Linked DNA regions of Homo sapiens: region 2 is linked to region 1. A link is a loop called in an ENCODE intact Hi-C map of the cell type or tissue named here. Cell type or tissue: Panc1. All regions are shown on one strand. Links, peaks and the distances in the headings refer to the core of each region. The heading gives the core; the rest is flanking DNA. Region 1 overlaps COL4A4 (collagen type IV alpha 4 chain). Region 2 holds the start of SCYGR1 (small cysteine and glycine repeat containing 1).

What was found. Hi-C counts contacts between places; a loop is a spot of excess contacts. Peaks named below come from ENCODE experiments on the same cell type or tissue, not always from the same donor. Only the 100,000 strongest peaks of a DNase experiment are listed, where the experiment ranks them.
Region 2: a loop joins it to region 1, with 3 times the contacts of the local background. A loop is called at or near these places in 2 of 110 quality-filtered maps.

Annotation. Positions count from the first base shown.
Region 1 is chr2:227,127,862-227,133,237 of GRCh38, reverse strand. All of the region lies in intron 4 of COL4A4 (collagen type IV alpha 4 chain), which reads left to right. Among named protein-coding and RNA genes, the nearest start is that of COL4A4, 34 kb to the left of the region's middle. In Panc1, for the core only: a CTCF peak has its summit at 3,225 (motif pointing left); a DNase peak (open chromatin) is centred at 3,207.
Region 2 is chr2:227,386,708-227,392,083 of GRCh38, reverse strand. It overlaps SCYGR1 (small cysteine and glycine repeat containing 1), which reads left to right and starts at 4,135. Exons shown (of 1, transcript NM_001395402.1): 1 at 4,135-4,401. The coding sequence starts at 4,135. The coding sequence ends at 4,401. LOC124907993 (a long non-coding RNA gene) reads right to left here and starts at 289. Exons shown (of 2, transcript XR_007088113.1): 1 at 1-289. In Panc1, for the core only: no CTCF peak of the experiment used is centred there; a DNase peak (open chromatin) is centred at 3,203.

The DNA of each region.
Region 1 (5,376 bases), core at 176-5,175:
TGGTCAGTCACCTCATTAACTTGTCAGTGATTTGCAACAGGGCCTTTGGTCTCCTCATGTGGAGTTCAATTCCACAGCAACAACTGCCAAACTGTGTGACCCAGCATGACCCAGGCCAGGCTGGGTGCGGAGCTCAGCAAATGCAGGGCCACACTGAACTTGTTATTGGCAAGAAATAAGGGCTAGCGATACAGGTGCACTCAAAAGCAGGGCACAGTTTGGGGGAAATAATCTACTATATAGGAAAATAGAAAGCACTTAGTATAAGAATACCTCTTTAGTACAAATGTAACGTCTGACTAATTAGCTAAGATGAGGAATTATAATGGTTTTAGGAAATAAAAGCAAATTTCTCCTTTCAAACAACCATATTCAATAATTTGCCAAGAAATCCACAAACAGCTGTCTCCAAGGTGCTTATTTCTCTATAACACAATCTTTTTTTTGTTTATTTTTTATTTTTTAGACAGAGTCTTGCTCTGTTGCCAGGCTGGAGTGCAGTGGTGCAATCTTGGCTCACTGCAACTTCCACCTCCTGTGTTCAAGCGATTCTCCTGCCTCAGCCTCCCAAGTAGCTGGGATTACAGGCACACACCACCATGCCCGGCTAATTTTTGTATTTTTAGTAGAGCCGGGATTTCACCATGTTGACTAGGCTGGTCTTGAATTCCTGGCCTCAAGAGATCTGCCCATCTCGGCCTCCCAAAGTGCTGGGATTACAGGCAAGAGCCACTGCACTCGTCCTCTATCATACAATCTTAATGGCAACGAATAATAATACCAATAATAATAGCTTTCCATTCATTCGGCAAGTAACCATTGAGCACTTGCCACATGCCAGGCATCCAACCAGGCCATGGAGGCCTCAGTCGTAAAGAAGAAAGTCCCTGCAGCCTGGAGCTCAGAGCCAAACCGAGAGACAGACAAGACTCCCCTCCGGCCACTATTTCTGGCTGCCTGAGGAGCGCCAGGCACTGTTTGAGGTGCTCAAGTCACATCAGGGAAAAGATGAGACAAAAATCCTTGCTCCCTCCCCAGGTGGACAATTTGGTGCCCTGGCTTGCTTTGCATGGGAGCATATCGGGGTCAGGGCACAGGGAGCTGTGGGTTAGCACTTGAGCTTGAACCGGGTGGAATTAGAACTCTCCTAGCCACAGTCTGAAGGAGAAGCCTTCTGTCAGTTTCTATGGCTGTGTAACAAATGACCATATACATGGTGGCTTAATACAACAGAAATGTATTCTCTAGAGGCCAGAAGTCCAAAAGCAAGCTGCTGGCACTGCCAGGCTCCCTCCACGGCTCTGGGGGAGAACCTGCTCCTTGCCTCCTTCCACTCCTTCTGGTGTCAGCAGTCCTTGGCATTCCTTGGTTCCTAGCGGCCTCACTTCAGTCTGTGCCTCTGTCTTCACATCGCCTGCTCCTCTATGTGTCCACATCAATCTCCCTCTGCGTCCTCCTTATAAAGGTGCATGTAGTAGCATTTAGGGCCCACCTAAATCACCCAGGAGAAACTCTTCAGCTCAAGAACCTTCACTTTATCAGGTCTTTTGCCGTCTAAGGCAATAGTCACAGGCTCTGGGCTTAAGACATGTCGTATCTTTTTTTGTGGCGCCATTCAGCTCCCTACAAGTGTTCAGACAAGGGGAACAGCCTCCGCTTGAGCCCTGAAGTGGGAAGGAGACAGGCTAGCATGTTTGAGGGACTGAAACGTGACTAGAGAGAAATTTGACCACAGTGGGTAAGGAACCCGGCAGCATGCAATGCAGCTTAAAAAGCAGACAGGGGCAGGGTAGGTTGGCTCATGCCTGTAATCCCAGCACTTTGGGAGGCCAAGGTGGGTGGATCATGAGGTCAGGAGTTCAACATCAGCCTGGCTAACATGGCGAAAACCTGTCTCTACTAAAAAAATACAAAAATTAGCTGGGCATGGTGGTGGGTGCCTGTAATACCAGCTACTGGGGAGGCTGAGGCAGAGAATTGCTTGAACCTGGGAGGCAGAGGCTGCAGTGGGCCGAGATCGTGCCACTGCACTCCAGCCTGGGCGACAGAGTGAGACTCCATCTTAAAAAAAAAAGAAAGAAAGAAAAAAAAAAAAAAGCAGACAGATTTTCCTGCATAATAAGAAATTTTTGAAAGATTTTAAGAAGGGAAGAAGCAGATTGGATTTATGTTATAAGATGATCTGGTGCTGTTTGGAAAATGTGGCTGGTGGCAGGTAGGTAATGTTAGGGAAAACCTGTTATGAGGCTGCTGCAGTCATGCAGGTGGGAAGTCTTGGTGGCTTAGCGAGGGGGTGAGTGTGGAGGGTAGGGAAGTGGATGGGAGGTGGACATATTTGGGAGGCAGACTTGATAGGAATGAGGAGACTCACCTGGCGCAGTTGGGGCAGGCAGTTAGAGGCATGCGGGCCTCCCAGGAGAGGTGTAAGCTGCTGTGCAGACAGTGGTGCCCGCTCAGGAAGCACGTTTCAGGGGCGATCATGAGTCCAGGTTTGGACTTGCAGCGCTTGTGGTCAGTTGGATATGTGACTGGCACTCAGAAAGAAAGGTCTGGGTTAGGGAGGGACACGGAGGGATTGTCTGTGGGTGAAATTGACCACTTGGAAATGGATGCTTTGGCTGGAGAGAAAGTGACAAGAAGCCAGGGCAGCCCTGAAGAGCTCTGGGGGAGACTCCAAACAGGAGGAAGAGGGGGCCACAAGACACAGGTGGGAGCAAATCAAGGCAAGGCCAAGGGGCAGGGATGCTGGAGAACAGGGCAGGCAAGAAGGAGGGAGAGTTGAGTGGGTTAGAGCTAGTCAGGGAGCTTACCAGGAGCCCTTAGCCTTGTTTAGGCCCCGCAGAAGACGCAGATGCCATGTTTTAAAATGGGAAAACCCTTCTCCAATGGCCTGGAGTAAGGGGTGACCTTGTTGTTCAGTGGCAAAGCCATGTCTCCTGGTTCTCAGTGCAGGGTTCTTCCCACTGCACCATGCTGCCTCTTAAGAACACAGTGAAAATCTCGAATGAGTGTTACTCCAGGCTAAATCCCTCAGTTGCCCCTATTTCATTGTGAACAAGTGCGGTTACTTTAAGGTACAAGAAAACACTCTGCCACTGAAGTCCAGTCTCTGGATTGTCTACTGTTGATAACACCTTTTGTTATTTATTTTGATAACTCTTCCTGGCACCTAACGGGCCTTTTTCCTGCAATAGGGGAGGCTCCTGGAGGCACTGCCAAAGGATTCGTGAGTGATGTTGTAGTGTCACCCAGTGGCTGACTGGTTGAATTACAATCAAGCCTTAAAAAGGAGGGAAGCATTAGAAAAGAAAGGAATGATAATAATAATGGATTAAGAATAATGAGACTCATAAAAAGGATGAATATATTTAAAAGAATATTTATTTGTTCATTTTAATTGTGGAAGTTTTAATTGATCATGTAATCCATGAGTATATGTTTAGAATTTATACTGTGCAAGACAGTGGTCAAGATGCTGAGGTGGAAATAAAAACGTTCATGAATCCCTGGCTGCAAAAAGTGTACCAGAGGCCAGGCGCAGTGGCTCATGCCTGTAATCCTGGCACTTTGGGAGGCCGAGGGGGGCGGATCACTTGAGGTCGGGAGTTCGAGACCAGCCTGGCCAACATGGCAAAACGCCATCTCTGCTAAAAATACAAAAATTAGCCAGGCGTGGTGGTGGCCGCCTGTAATCCCAGCTACTTGGGAGGCTGAGGCAGGAGAATTGCTTGAACTGGGAGGCAGAGGTTGCAGTGAGCTGAGATTGCACCACTGTACTCCAGCCTGGGTGACAGAGTGAGACTCTGTCTCAAAAAAAAAAAAAAAAGTATACTAGAAGACATCACCCCAAGCAGATATTAAGCAAAGTAGCATGCACAAGGCAATAATGAAAAATAGGTGATGACGTTATTTAGTCATTAATTATTTTAGGGTAGATGTGGTAGTTTGGAGGGGAGTGAAATTGATGAGGACTGCAGTTAAATGGAAGCAGAAACCTTGAAGTCAGAACTGAACAGCCTCAGGTCCTTTGTCTCATGTCTTTGAGTCTCAGCTTCCTCCTTTGGGAATGAGGTCGTAGATACAGGGATGACTTTCTGCTTTACAGGGTGGTAAGGATTCCATGAGAAGAATGTATTAACACACTGTTGTGTTGTGTCTAGATTTGTACATGGTGGCAGTTATTACTGCTACTGTTATGATTATAATATTTTTGGAGGGATGGCAGAATTTGAGCTACAGGTAAAGAAAGGCTACTCTGACCTCATGGAAACAAGTGTGATTGGGGCAGAGGGTGGGGGTGTGGAAACTGCAGGGAATAAGGTTGGCGGGTGTGCGGAAAGGAGATTGTCCCCATTGCAGGTGTTGGTGAAAGCAATGACACCAGGAAAGGGGTGACTGAAGAAGATTCATTGACGGTTGCATGGGGCAGTGGGGAGAAGATCAGGGTTAAGGAGACGCGAGAGATTGGTGCTTGTGGAACCCGTGCGAGAGTTGACAAGACCATGGGCCAGGTGCTTGGCAGTGGGAGGAAGGTAAGATGGGAGCATGAGATTTGGGTTTTGGTTCAAATCGAGATGTGATTGACTTGGTCATGAGAAGGACATGGAGAATGAGGGAAAGAGGGTGACAAGGCTGGCAGCTGGATGGCGAGCTTAGATGATGCCAGGAACAGAGTTACTCTCTTCAGTGACAGGGAAGGAGGAGGCAGAGGGCTGAGCTCAGCTTTGACCCAATGTGTGAGATGAATTAACAGGGGAAGAGGATGCAAGAAAGTTTCTAGAAAACAGTTGGGGATATAGGATAGGACCAGAAAGTTAAATTTGAGAACCACAAAAAATAGAGGTATTCAATTAATTCAATTAATAACATTGTGTCCTAAAGAAACTTTATAAAAGAACATTGAGTGTATCTGGATAGACTGTTTTTAAGTGTAAAAATAAGAAGAGGCTTGAAGGGATTGAAACGTCACTCCGGGCATGGCATGAGCGTGATTTAGTGGATGAACCCTCCATTGTGCTAGGCTCAGGCTCAGGTAGGGGGAAGAGGAGAGGTTTAGGTGAGAGACTGACTGGTCCAGGTGTGAATCTGAGCTTGCTAGGTGTGAGAGCCTGAATAAGTTACACCTTCCTTCATCTATATGGGGATCATAGCCTACACTATTCAGTGTTGCTGGTTGCATTAAATAAGGTAAGGTATGGAGCATGGCAGCCACATAATCCATAACCAAGCCTAATAAATACATTCCTTCCCCTTCCTGTGACATTTTTTATGATAAATGTCATGGTCTTAAGAGTTCAAGGGTGATTTGGAAAATCTGTATAATTAGTATAACAAAAGCATCTTTCCTGTTTGTTCAGTTTTTCATTTATTTATACC
Region 2 (5,376 bases), core at 138-5,137, 260 kb before region 1:
TGGAGAGATGGGAAATAATAAATGCCAAGATTCATGTGGAATTCAGATGGAAGTCAGCATCCTATGAATGAAAATAAATGTTTATTTTCAGTCAGGCAATGAAACGTGGAATGTGACATCAGATCAAAAGAATGACCACATAATGGAGACACAAGACCTGAAGGAGATTTCGTTTGTTTGTTTTTCTTAAGCCATGAAGTGAGAGGGACCTGCACAAGCCAAACACCTGGAGGGGGCTACTTTGCACCCGCTGTGCATTTTCCTAATTCACCATGGCTCCCCTTCCAATTTCACATTCAAGAACATTTCCCCAACAGTGTCCTACCTATAGCATCCCACGAACAACAGAAGGAATGACCAGGTATCTCATTTTAAAGAATGTGCTCTCTTTTATCTTAATATTGTTCTTCCTCAGGTGATTTGGGGAAGGACAATAATCAGTTCCCCACACCACACAACACCCCCCCTTTTTTTTTCAAGACAGTCTTGCTCTGTTGCCCAGGCTGGAGTGCAGCGGCATCATCTCGGCTCACTGGAACCCCCGCCTCCCGAGTTCAAGTGATTCTCATGCCTCAGTCTCCCAAGTAGCTGGGATTACAGGTGCCTGCTGTCATGCCCGGCTAATTTTTGTATTTTTAGTAGAGATGGGGTTTCACCATATTGGCCAGCCTGGTCTCGAACTCCTAACCTCAAGTGACCCGCCCCCTTCGGCCTCCCAAAATTCTGGGATTATAGGCGTGAGACACTGCGCCCAGCCTATTCCCTTTTTCTAAGGGCAGTGGCACCTCCTTCCAAAAGTTAGATTTGAAATGGTCCTACCCAGACCCTACCTCCTATCCAATGACTGAAGGGAAATAGTATCTCGGGGTTTCCCTCCTAGAAGGTGTGGTTTTGAGCATCATAACCGACTTCCCTGCAGGAAGAACAGCTCCCCTGCTCCATGGGCTATTGGGATTTCCTCTCCCCTGTCTAAGCCGTCAGTGATCCCAGTCCCCCGGGGATAAACACAAACACAAACATCTGAGAGCAGCTTTTGAGCCGCCTTCCTAACTGGCCCCATCTATCACAGGGCTCCTCCCTCCCCACTGTGCTCCAGGTCCACCATCACACCATTGTGTGTCCTGAGCATGCCCTGCTCTCTGAGCTGCTGGGTCATTGCATGCCTGGGCTCGGATGCCCTCCATTTTTGTTAGCACGTAGGCCTAGCCCTATCATTTGCAGGACTGAGATTTGAGTACAAAGGGAAGCCTACAGACGGTATGTTCAAATATTTAAAAGTGATAGATCATGTTACCGACTTTTAAATAAAATGTATTCTATCCTTCCGCCTTGTCAAATACGCCTTCATAACAACTAAACGAAAAACAATGTGTAGGCCCGGCACGGTGGTTCATGCCTGTAATCCTGTCCGTGGCACTCGAACCAGAGCAACTCCATTTTGAGTGAGGGCTGGAAAATGAGGCCGGAACTTGCTGGGCTGCATTCCCAGAAAGTTAGGCATTCTGAGCCTCTAGATGTTTATGGTTAAGGGAACAAATTAATAATGTTTACTCAACAGACCCAGACTTAGGAGTGTCTAGATATCCCAATATCTGGAGAACAAAAGCATTCCTAATTTTGCTTTAAAGATAATATTATAGATTCTTGCAAAATATAGTAATTAAGAAAATTAATCCTTTATCACAAACCCTTATAGCAGAGTACATCTCCCCATATACACCAGTATTGTACCTAGGGTGGGCGCGTACCTCCTCTTACTTTCAAGAACGTCCTACTCTGTCTATGGAGTAGCTGGTTCTTTCACCACTTTACTCTCTTAATAAACTTATTTTTACATTGCACTGCGGACTCGCCCTGAATTCTTTCTTGCGGGAGATCCAAGAACCTTCTCCTGGGGTCTAGATCGGGACCGCTTTCCTGTAACAATCCCAACACTTTGGGAGGCCAAGGCCGGTGGATCAGTTGAGGTCAGGAGCTCGAGACCAGCCTGGCCAACATGGCAAAAACTCGTCTTTACTAAAAATACGAAAGTTAGCCAGGCGTGGTGGTCAGCGCCTGTAATGCCAGCTACTCGGGAGGCTGAGACAAGAGAATCGTTTGAACCCGGAAATTGGAGGTTGCAGTGAGCCGAGATGGCACCATTGCATTCCAACCTGGGTGACAGAGCAAGTCTCTGTCTTAAAAAAAAAAGAAAAGAAAAGAAAAACAGTGTGTAAATCTGTGGTTTTGGGCAAAATATCAAAGACAGCTGAATTTAATCACTATTGTATTATGGCTAGATGTTCTGCTAATGGGGCAGGATGTTCAGATGAATAATAAAATAATAAAATAATACATAATTCAAAAATCATTTATTTGTTTCAGAATATTTTTCTTACTGTCATTTCAGCAAAATTCTTAAATATTTATAAATAATTTAAAAATAATCTGTATTCTACTGACAGTGATTTAAAAGATTAAAAACAAAATGTAACGGTATTCTAACTATAAAATTTCAATATATCCCATCCCTGTTTGAGACATCAGCGTTTACAGATAACCTTTGTTGAGTGTTTAGCATGTGGTAGGCACATACTAAAGTGTTTTCCTTGCATTAGTGTATCTAATCTGCATAATTATGAAATAGGTGCCATTGTTATCCCCATCTTATAGCTGAGGCAACTGAGGTTCAGGGATAAAGTAATAAAATTGCCTGGGGTCACGTCCCAAAAAATCTGAATAGATTTTTATTAAGAGAACAAAATAAAGGAAGTTAAAAGTAACAAAATTAAAAGTATTTTTCACATCCTTAAGAGTTAACTTTCTTTAAAAAAAGTCTTCAAAATTTTTTAAAATTCTTGAAATTTAAAGACATAATTAAAAGGCAAAATTCAAATTATAAAAAATGAACATCCAAGTTTTAAATAAAATTATTTAAAGGGAACTGCAATATTTATTGACCTTTAAACATGTAAGTGTATTTAAGAAAGTATATTATGAAAGTAAAATTATTAACAAGTCTAGTGTTTCATGTCCATTTATTGCCAACATAAAGAATCAGCCTATTTCATGCATGCTATATCGAGACCTACATGTAAACAAACCTAAGAAAAATATGAATTGTTTCATGGTGCAAACATTGCTCAGTGACGGCATGCAATTTTTGTAAATACCACACGAGCACGTCAGTACCTCCAACAATGGGGCAGAACGCAATGAGCAAGAAACTGGATTCTTGCCACTACTTACTGGAAATATTTTATTACACAAGAATATTGTTTAGTCATGCTGAGAAGAAGGATTTGACAAGTTAACCCATCTTTTCTCTTACTTAGGTATTTTCCAACAAATTCTTGTCACACTTTGAAGGAATCAATCCACAAACCTCTATGGCATGGAGAAGCTGGCAGCCCTTGTTTTGAGGTCGTGGGGCAAGAGACACGAAGAAGCAGGTCCCTGAGCAGTACCAGTCCCAGCTGCACATATTTAGGCTTCTGGGCTAAGCTCTGGGTCCTGAGTGGTGGGGGTGGATTAGGGCTTGCGTTTTTTACATAGATTTTTTTTTTTGTACTCTTGTGATATGTGGGATACTAAAGTGCACGTCCCAGGGCTGGGCCTAGATCTTGCCTAGATCTGAGGTTGGTACTGGGTGCATGAAAAACTCCTGTGATTATTATTATTATTATTATCATTATTATATTTGAGACAGAGTCTCATTCTGTCACCCAGGCTGGAGTGCAGTGGTGCGATCTCGGCTCACTGCAGTCTCCGCCTCCTGGGTTCAAGTGATTCTCCTGCCTCAGCCTCCTGAGTAGCTGGGACTACAAGCGTGCGTCACCATGCCCAGCTAAATTTTTGTATTTTTAGTAGAGACGGAGTTTCACCATGTTAGTCAGGATGGTCTCGATCTCCTGACTTTGTGATCCACCCGCCTTGGCCTCCCAAAGTGCTGGGATTACAGGCGTGAGCCACCGCACCTGTTCACTCCTGTGATTATTGAAGAATCACCAACGGTGGAGACCTCCTCTGTGAAGGAGGGCCCGTGGCACCTCGGCCACAGCTCTAAAATAGGGCTCAAGGCATGACATTGAAACTACTTGTTGCTCCTACTTGATTTTACTTGATTTTACTTGATGAGTCCTCTCTACTGACACCATGGGTTGCTGTGGTTGTGGAGGTTGTGGTGGCTGTGGTGGCTGCGGTGGTGGCTGTGGTGGTGGCTGTGGCAGATGCACCACCTGCAGGTGCTACCGGGTGGGCTGCTGCTCCAGCTGCTGCCCCTGCTGCCGTGGCTGCTGTGGAGGCTGCTGCAGCACTCCCGTGATCTGCTGCTGCCGCCGCACCTGCAGCTCGTGTGGCTACAGCTGTGGGAAGGGCTGTTGCCAGCAGAAGTGCTGCTGCCAGAAGCAATGCTGTTGCTAGGAGGGACCCCAGCCTCTGGGCAGGTGCCCTTTCTTGGGCTTGGATTTGTAGACTTTGTATACTTTCATCTCCTCTGGTTCACCTAAATATTGAGTAGTGGTGGCCAGGCGCCGTGGCTCACGCCTGTAATTCCAGCGTTCTAGGAGGCCGAGGCAGGTGGATCATTTGAGATCAGGAGTTCGAGACCAGCCTGGACAACATGATGAAACCCTGTCTCTACTAAAAATACTAAAATTGGCCAGGCCTGGTGGTGAATGCCTGTAGTCCCAGCTACTCTGGAGGCTGAGGCAGGAGAATCACTTGAACCCAGGAAGCGGAGGTTGCAATGAGCTGAGATCTCACCATTGCACTCCAGCCTGGGCAACAAGAGTGAAACTCCATCTCAAAGAAAAAAATACATATATATAATAAATATATATTTTATATATATATATATATATATATATATATAGAGAGAGAGAGAGAGAGAGAGAGAGAGAGAGAGAGAGCAAGAGAGAGCAGCATGTGATTTCATATAAATACACCTGATTAGAAGTCACAAGCCCAAATTCAAGTCCATGCTCTGCCACAGCAGTCAGCCACAAACAAGTCAGTCAGCCTCCCAGAGTCTTGCTTATTCACCTATAAACTAATAAGTTTGAACTAAGAATTAGTAAGGAGCTTTTCAGTTTTAACAACATGTAAATCTATTGAGATCTATTGAGTTCGCAGAACTAAACTCACAGGCTCTCCAGCCTCACGCTCTGAAGATTTCTCTTATGTATCTTATGCTTTTACATATATATACCTTTGCTATAGTGGGCATTAAAATTTGTTAACACGAAAAATCACCTTTAATCTCATATGATTCATCAGTTATAATCTGCACTGCAACAAAAACAGGCCGTAGCTTACCTGATGAAAGTTCAAAAGTTTACATTCATGAGCTCAGTGGAATGAAATAACGATTACTAATATATTCCATTCTTTCAAAAC